Linked DNA regions of Homo sapiens: region 2 is linked to region 1. The links are chromatin contacts, found by Hi-C or POLR2A ChIA-PET in ENCODE. All regions are on one chromosome and are shown on one strand. The core of a region is the stretch at or near the end of the contact, and the rest is flanking DNA. Distances in the headings are between cores, read along the strand shown. Region 1 overlaps TGFBR2 (transforming growth factor beta receptor 2). Region 2 has its middle 110 kb from the start of TGFBR2.

Region 1 (4,634 bases), core at 1,802-4,301:
GGATTCATTTTGTTACTTTTTGCTTTAGAGAACAGCAGAAGGACCAATAATAGAAGCACACAGAGGCTACATTTGACTTAATGTAAAGAATAATTTTAAACATATCCCAATATTTAGACTTTATCCCAATATATCTGCAGTTAGAAATATTGTGATTTGATTATGGAATGATAACAAAGGAATGATGTCCTTCTACCATAACATTTTCAGGCAGAGGTTTCACCTCTACCTCTCATGGGTATTCTAGAAAGAGATTATCATACTGGATTAGAATACATGCAAGGCTTTTCCATCTGGGAGAGAGATAAGAAGGAAATAATACAAAGGAGACTGTGCCATGGGATAGGAGAGGTGGCGAATAGCTTTGTTCTGAAATATGTGCAGTTGGAATAAAACAACCACATTGATTGGAGAGAAGACTTCTTTCATCATTTGAGGAAAAAATACTCTCAAAATATATCCAGAATGTCAAACAGTGCTATCAATAGCTAGAAGTTAAATTAAATCCTTCATTGCTAGTGAGCTTACTGTCCTTTTGTTGTTTAATTGAAATGACTTTTTATTGTTTGCCTAAATTGGTGTGCTTTTTACTAGGATGATGGATGGGGAAGCATATCTCATTCTACACTCCTCCACCAGTTAATTGACTAGAAAATTATCATGGGCCATTTTCTCATTGGCTAGTGCTGAATACAGCTGTACCAGAGCTTTGCAAACAATTCCACTAAGAAATTTTTTGTAGGAGGAAAGCATCTCTATGGCAGAGTACCAAAGAACTTAACTTTATTTTTGCTAAACTGTTTAGCAAGAATAAAATTTACCTCTGAAACTTGAATGTGTAAATGAATCACTGAGAGAACTTTTAAATGTAGATTCTGATTCAGTTAGTTGAGGACAGCGCTAAGACTCTGCATTTCCAGTAAGTTCCCAGGGGATGCTGATGACTGCTGGTCTGCGGGCACACTTAGAATAACGAGGTGACAAGTTATTCTTTATGTAACATGCCAACAAAATTTTTAAAGGTACAGAAAATGATGGCAAGATCTTTGAACTCTGCAATATGAAGCATATATGTGAGTGCTTAGCTTTCACTCTCTTTCTGTGTGTGTGTGTGTGTATACAGATACTAAGACACAGATACATTCACATATATACATCTAAATATATATACAGTACAGTCCATATTCAGATTTCTTCAAGGTTAATGGGTCTATTGTTTAAATTCGGAATCCAGTCAAGGACAACACATTAAAATTGATTGTTTTGCCTCTACAGTGTGTTTTTTTGGTTTTCATGACATTGACTTTGATTTGAATAGGTCAGACCATTTCATGTACTTTATAAAGGCACTTTGTAGATTTGTCTGATGATTTGATTAATTCAGATTAAACATTTTTTAAAGATTCTGGTGTTTTTATTGTAGGAAGTTTTTTTAAAACAGTAATTCTGCAAAAAAGCAAGGTTTGCCATTTGTATTCAGTCATATTAGTAGCAAGACGACTACAGATGCATACTTGGATGATAAAACAAGTTTAAAAGCTCAAGAAAATGATAACTATAAAAGCCAGGAATAGTGATTACTTTTTAGAGGAAGGGAGGGATCTCCGATTGAGTTGGGGAACATGAACAGACTTCTGGGGTGGCCAGCAAAATTATATTTTCTGACCTGACCAGTGGTTACAAGAGTGTTGATCTTATAGTAATTCACTAAGCCAGACACTTGTTTTATGCACTTTTCTGTATCTGTGTTTTATTTTGGAATGAATTCTTTTTCACAAGAGAGAAATCAGAGTAATTTCTCTAGTTTTGAGGGCCATACTGTGCTCTTGGGCCAAGTATATTATTTTAAATACCCTTAGGAGAAAGGAAAGAGGAAGAGAGGGCTAACTTTTTTGGGGGGGGGAGTTGGGGGGGCAGGGGGAGATGTTCTCGTTCTGTTGCCCAGGCTAAAATGCAGTGGCACCATTATAGCTCACTGCAGTCTTGAACTTCTGGGCTCGTGATCCTCCTGCCTCAGCCTTTTAAGTAGCTCAGATTACATGCCCACACCACCACATCCAGCTAATTTTTTTTTTTTTTTATACAGACAGGGTCTCAATATATTGCCCAGGCTGGTGTCAAACTCCTGGGCTCAAGTGATCCTCCCACCTCAGCCTCACGAAGTGCTGGGATTACAGGTGTGAGGCACCATATCTTCCCCCCATTTTTTTTTAATCATCTGAGTGGCTTCAAAGCTTTTGTTCTTTCCATACCACCAAGCTATCTCCTTAACAATGAACTGTGAGATCCATTTAATAATTCTGAAAATTTCCAGTCACTTCTGTCACTCATAGAGGCCAGACTTAGTTGCAAATAAGGAGCCATTTGCAAATGTCAGAGTCTTGTTACATAAATATTTTTTTAAAGACAAATGTCAAATTCTTTTTTTTTCTGTCTTCCAAAGATAAATGTTAGTATGCCATAAAAAAAAATACAAACTGGCAGAAAACCTCAAGGGGAAATCCTGTGGTATACTTTCCTTTGGAGTGATTGAAAAGTAAACAATTTGTCTTATAACTTGAGTATGCATGTGCGCACACACATGCACACGCGCGTGCGCGCACACACACGTTGCTCTCAGCCTCTTTTATGTCCTTTGTTATGCCGACACCAGTTCCTAAAAGGAACTTAAAACTGAACCTCCCTAATCCACTATTTTAAATAAAAGTCACTTGGTTAAAAAAATAAAAGCATTAAATTAAGGCCAACTTGGTAAATAAAATCCTATGTGGATCAGTTAATGTGTCTTGATAAAAAGCAAATCAACATAGCTGAATTTGGGAGATAGGCTCCTACTTTAATATTTGAAGTAGTTTGGCAATTCCTCCACTCGGTAAAGGAGTTTAGGGTGAACATTTAGTGGGATACTAATTTATCCGAGCAATAGAAAGGGACGTGGATGACAGTTTTTCGCACACCTTGGTGTATTAGTGCACTAATGAGCCTCAGATGCCAAGAGAGATTCTTGTGAAGTTGGCAGTGAAGCTCTAGCCGCAAGGATGTTCACATGCCAGCATGTTCACCTAAAGCGAGAGTATATATGCAACTGGCTGAGATCCAAAGAAGGAAACTGTGCTAAAGAGAGATAGCTGAGGGGAAGGAAGAACTTCCTGTCTCAAGTCATGTTAATTATAACATTAAAAGGACAGCATTCATTTATTGAGTACTTACTAGGAACAACTTTTACTTAACAAGAATACTTATTTACTAAGTAGACAAAAATGTTGTAGAAGCAACCAAGGTTCAGTATCCTCCTCTGTAAAACGGGGGTAAGAGAATCTAACTCATACATAGGGTTATTGGAGAAATAAAGTAGATCATGTTTACAAAATAAATTGTCCGGTGCCTAACCCAACAAAGCACATCGTATATGAGTTATCTTTCTTATTGTTACAAGATTTCAAAGGAGGGCTTCTCCTCAAATTCTACACTGCGGAGCTCCCTTCCCACTCCACAGAAGCTCCGACAGCATCCACAGTTGTCCATGTGCAGCACAACAAATCAAGCCAGGCAGATCTCCCATTGGCACTAGTTACCAACTTCCTAGAGAAACCCATCAATCTCAAAATTCCTGCTCTAGCAAGTCCTGGAAAAGAGACTAGAGCCCAAATGCCTTCACTCTGCCAAGGGAGCTTCCCTTTTTGTGTGTCTGTGCCATGGACTTCTTGAAGTAGGGAAGCCTGTGGACCCCTTCTCACTGTGATGTTTTTTAAATGCATAAAATAGAACATGGAGTATTTCAAAGAAAACCAATTACATTGAAATACAATGACCAAATATTTTAAAAATGAATTTGTGTTATAGTAATATATGTTTCTATAATAATGCTTTAAATAACAATAGCAGCAGATCTAAACAATTGAAATGTCTAAATGGTGAGCGTAAGTCACATGCTGAGACGTCTGCAACAACAAACTCATAGGTACAGCTGATACTAGGAAATATTAATTTTTAATTAAAGGTTAGAGAAAATAAAAAAAGATGCAATTTTTGCCCATTCAAATTCACAGACCCACTGAACTCTATTTATGGAACCCAGGCTAAAAATGTTTACTATTATAGCCTCATTTTTTTATGGGCCTTGGATAAATTCCACCCTTATTTTTAATGCCCTTCAGAGCTATATCTGGTTCAATGTTATTACTATTCATGGAAGGTCCCAATAGTGCAACAATTATGTTTTGAGCTCTGCTAAGATCTAGGCCATGAGAATAGGCTCTGAGAAAAGAAAAAGATTTGGGGGTTCTCCTTCACATAAAACTTTTTATTTCCTGGCAGGAAAAAGATGCATATTTACAGAGACACTACTAAACTGTGGTTCTTAGTTCAGAACAAAGGAATATAATCCCCATACCCAAAATATACTCCTTTAGACACATTATACAAGAATTGCCAATGTCAGTCGGTGGATGGCTGTAAAATCACTTAGTCCAGGCTACACTAAAGAAAAACACTTTATCAAATTGGGAGCTTATATAAAGTCATTCTTCCCCTCCCCCGCAACCCCTACCCCCCCATCCCCGCCCGCACAAACACAGGGTCTTGCTCTGTTACCCAGGCTGGAATGCAGTGGCAGGATCATAGTGTGCTGCCGC
Region 2 (4,877 bases), core at 1,987-4,486, 56 kb after region 1:
ACCCAAACATGCAGCTAGTGCTCTTAATTCAGCAAACTCTTTGAAGAATATTCATTGGATTTTTTATTTTGAAGATAAGAACCAAAGGCAACCCATTTAGAGCATCAGGCCTAAGACTTTAAGACATTTAGTTATGATTACAGAAAGCAGCATCACAGAACATTCAGCAACCACGGGATTTGAGAGCTGCAGCAGCAGCAGCATAAATGCCAACCATTGACTTCTAATTACCAGGCGCTTCTTAGAAGACGGCAGTTGGCACAGTGGCTGGTGATCCAGTTTTTCTTCGGTTTTCATATGCAGTAGTAAGTTATGATTGTCAGTGTGTTTCAGTTTTCTGAATTCTATCATATCTCTTTTTGGAAGTTACTTGCTCATCCAAATTCATTCACCACTTGCCTACTTAACTAAGCTTCCTTCCAAATTTCTCTGGTAATGACAATCCTTTTTTCCACTTACCCATAGTCAAAGACTTGCATCAATATTCCACAAATGCCCTTACTCATAATAGTGCACCCTTACTATTGGTCCTTTAGAATAGTGTGATCCACACACATCACGTATATTAAACTGCTGACCTGTGAAGGGGAAGCTTAAACACTGGCTGTAGTGTTCAGGTCAATGACCTTGGTACCAATTTGATCTCTTTCGGAAGTTATGTATTTGTAGCTCTACCAGGCTCTGTTAACTCTTGCTTTACTCTCCATCTTTGGAAATTGGATTTTATTGTTTAGGCTTGGCCTATGCAGCATTCAATCTACTCTTTTCCCAAGATGTAAAGTATAGTGGTGGTCACTGCATTTCAGTTAAAAATCTTATACTTCCTTTTTGGCTTTGGAGAACCCAGACCTGCTGCCAACACTTGACAAACATCCTGACCAAGTCAGCCCCATCCCTAAAAGTACCATGCCTTCAACCTATAATCCAGTCCCTGATCTGTAACTACATACATACACCATAGGCCAGGAGAAGAGCTGTTGTGTGAAACCTATATCTATTAAGATGTTTCCATGATCTTAAAACTCAGACCAATAGAGATTGGAAACACTATGCTAGAGCATAAATATGCAGGATTAATCACGTGACTGTTATTTCACTGATTTAGCTAGCTATAGTAGGGGTGGAACAGGCCTGGGTGCCACACAATTAGTTTATTCATAATCTCTAGGATCTGTTCTTCACCCTTGTTTGTTCACATTAGGAGAAGAGATGCAGAAATTCTCACCTATACCTTATTCAGCTACAACTACATATGGATATCCTGAGCTTGCAGAGAGTAAAGATTTTTAACATTTCCTCACAATTTGCATACCAGATTAGGGCGATATGCAAACCAGCAAGTCACTATAACATGAATGTAAAAGCCCCCCAGAAGCCATTCAGGTTGGATTGCATAGCTCTGCCCTCAAAGATGTGAGAATACCAAAACTGATTCACAGGCTCCAGACAACGGACAGTAAAACACTGATTTGGGGATATTCGTCCCAGAATGAGAAAATTCTCTCCTATAGATCCAAATTAGAGGCCTTAGAGGGGTTTTTGAACACTTGATCTAGTCATTCAACTAAAAATTCAACCCACATGTTAACTTAGATATGAGATGAAAGACATATTTTTCTATTTAGCATGGGTTCTTAAATGCGTCCCAAGAGAGGGGAGTTGAGATAATGACATTTGCTCAAGCATCCATTGCTCATCCTTTTCTGTACCCAGCCCATCAGCAGAAAGGAACCACACCTGCAGAGAGAACAGCTGTGTTTCCATTACGGTTTAACAATCTTCTCATCCCTTCATTTCCGGCAGAGCATGACTTACCCAGAGAAACTTCAAAGCTTTCAAATAACAGAATAAAAATTGTTTAGGACTCACCATCCACATGAACCATAGTTTGAACTATTTGTGTACTACATTGTTATCAGTTAGAATTTCAAATTCCAGAATATTTCAAATGTGAGTCTATATGGTGTCAGTGAGGTGTTAACCGACCCATCTATGATTTGCGAAGTCTTAAGATGGATGAACTCTTGTCATACTCTATCGTGAGGAAATATTTACAACTCAAAATCATGCTTAAGAAGAAAAATTTTCTGAGATAAGTCAAGTCTAGCCAGGTGCAGTGGCTCACGCCTGTAATCTCAGCACTTTGGGAGGACAAGGCAGGTGGATCACAAGGTCAGGAGATCGAGACCATCCTGGCTAACACGGTGAAACCCCATCTCTACTAAAAATACAAAAAAATTAGCCGGGTGTGGTGGCGGGTGCCTGTAGTCCTAGCTACATGGGAGGCTGAGGCAGGAGAATGGTGTGAACCTGGGAGGCGGAGCTTGCAGTGAGCCAATATTGCGCCACTGCACCTCAGCCTGGGTGACAGATAAGTCAAGTCTAAATTTATTTTTAAGAAGAAACTTTTCTCTTTTCCTGTAGGGGCACATTTACTAACCAGAACACATTATGTCTCAATTTGTAGCATGTGTTTTAAAATTAGAGGTGACTTTAGCACTTTCTCTAAGGCAATTGGTTAGTTGTTTTACATTTATGATATGCCGCTCAAATTAAAAAGTCATCTCCAAATACAAAAGCACCCATCTGCCAATCTTCCTTACTTCCCTAATTATATATTGAGCAATTAATTACCATGTGTCAAGCCCTCTATAAATATTATAGTTTAATTTTTTAAAATGCACAGAGATATGTAATTACAAATAGTCACACCTATATTTTAGGGAAAGTACAGCAGCTTATATTGGTGCGATGCCATTTGCGTGGGTAGAGGGTAGGCAGAGAAGCCATCCTTAAAGAACTGAGAATCAAGCTGAGATCTGAACTGTAAGCACAAATTTAGTTAGGCGTAGAGAGAGAAGAAGGAAATCGCACTTGAGGCAAAGGGAGTACATGCAACATCCAAAGGTTTTGACATTCAGGGGAAAGAAGAGGGGAGGCTGAAAGAAGACTGAATTTTCTGGACCCCAGCATGAGAAAGGCACCAAAACATAAAGCTGAAACTTCATGGAACCTGGAGGCATGCAGAGCTTTGGCAGCCACTTGCAGAATTAGATCCTTATGAGAATTCAAATCACTTCCTTCCATATAGCTTAACTATCAGGAATGAGAATGAGGATCACTTACACCAACAAGATTTAACTGTTTATTCTTAACTGGAGATTCTTGCTCAGAAAGTTAAGGCTGTAAGTCAATGAATAACTTTATTGTTTACTTTAGGAAATTCCTGCTAACCGATTTATCCAAACAAACACTTGACTCATCTCTCCCATCAGGACAAAAGAATGTTCACCTGCAGAAACAGCTTGCTTATCAAACAGCAGTTTATTTGTCAAGACTCACATCAAGACTTTCACTTTGCTGTGCTCACCAGTCCTAAACAATTACATGATAAATTGTATTCCAGTCAGTTTGTCTTCTAAGCTACTCGTGTTCAAGACCAAAGCCTATAAACATCCTCCTCTTCCCCCTTTCTGGGACACCACTAAAACTCATTCAAGGCCATAGGATAAATAGACTTAGGTTTTTTTCACTAACAAGTTTTCTGGTAGTCTTTGGCAGAGTTGGTAGTTGTCAATCCTGGGAGCAAACAAAAAGCGATTGAGGATTTTTAAGAAAAGTGGAAGATAGGACCAGCATTTTAATTTGGTTGCAGTTTGGTGAGCAGATTGGACAAAGCACAGAATCAATGTACAGATGTGGCAGTAAGGAGGCTATTGCTATAGTCCAGGAGAAACGTGACAGAAGCTTGGAATTTGAACATGACAATTGAGATAGGATAAATGGATGGATTAGAGATGTGTTTTGAAGGTAGATCCAACAAGCCCTGCTAATAGTGGAGGACAGGGGGAGTTAGAGGTGTTAAGCATTAATTTATGAATTTTTGGTTTGCCGAACTAGATAGAAAATGGTGCCACTTATTGAGATGGAAAACATAGAAAAGGAGCAGGTTTGGAGAGGAATGTGAGGTTGGGGGTAGGAAATCATGAGTCAGTTTTGGACATGCTGAGTTTGAGTTGTCTTTGAGATACTCAAGTGGCAATGTCAAGTAAGCATTTGGACGTGTGGTCATGGAGATCAGAAAAGGTCTGAGAAACAAAGCAATGGCCAAATACTCAGAAAATAATTATTTCATCTCCACTGTGTTTCCCGTTTAAATTTCGTAGTATATGCACTCAAAGGGCCCTTTATACTGCTATCCTCCAACTTCAGTGGCAAAAAGCAGAAAGGAAAATTCTTGTATTCAGGCTTGAGAAAGATGGCAGGGTGGTATGATGTAATTATTGCCTTCTAAGAGCAACTTGGTTCTTAATGGCCTTTTCTTTCCATATAGCTATACTAACAAGAAGTTAAGAGCCTGGGCTCTGGGGTGAAGCGGACTTAGATTTGACTCTTGAATCTATAACTTACTAGATCGATAATCTTAAGAGATTTTCTTAAACTGAGCCTCAGGTTCCTCAATTATAAGTTGAGGATAATAATAACTACCACCTCATAGGGTATTATGAGAAGCAAATAAGTCCATGTAGTGTGGCTGGCATAGTACTTGGTGTGTAGTATGGACTCAATAAATGTTAGTTTTTGCTATAATTATCCTTGGATTCCGGCATTAGAGGATTCTCAAGCTTATAGAATTTTGGCCATAAGAAATGCCATGCCTGCAAAATTAGAGAGTTAAGGAAACAGAAAACTTATACTATTTTCTAATGTACTTCATGCCCACACCCAAACTCACCGCCAACCCCATGGAACTATAAGGGTCTAAGTATCCAGTGCTTCATTTGACTAATCTCATGCCCGTTGAGAAGAAGTGGAAAACAGAATGAAGACTGAGAGCTCTCATTTTTCTTCCCTTGTGACTTACATTTAACCTGGGG

Evidence for each region. Hi-C counts contacts between places; a loop is a spot of excess contacts on that map. ChIA-PET counts read pairs that join two places held with the same protein, here RNA polymerase II (POLR2A).
Region 2: a map of Caco-2 shows a loop between it and region 1 (4-fold over the local background). The contact joins two enhancer-like sites. A Hi-C loop is called at or near these places in 1 of 168 maps with a recorded cell type or tissue (Caco-2). POLR2A ChIA-PET finds 5 or more read pairs at or near these places in 4 of 52 experiments (AG04450, IMR-90, PC-9 and 1 more).

The regions. Positions count from the first base shown.
Region 1 is chr3:30,662,085-30,666,718 of GRCh38, forward strand. The region is part of intron 3 of TGFBR2 (transforming growth factor beta receptor 2); the gene reads left to right. Among named protein-coding and RNA genes, the nearest start is that of TGFBR2, 58 kb to the left of the region's middle. Within about 2 kb of position 3,052, at least 7 of the 41 ENCODE cell types and tissues checked have a DNase peak (open chromatin) inside an H3K27ac peak, as active enhancers do.
Region 2 is chr3:30,717,980-30,722,856 of GRCh38, forward strand. No RefSeq gene overlaps it. Among named protein-coding and RNA genes, the nearest start is that of TGFBR2, 110 kb to the left of the region's middle. Within about 2 kb of position 3,237, at least 2 of the 41 ENCODE cell types and tissues checked have a DNase peak (open chromatin) inside an H3K27ac peak, as active enhancers do.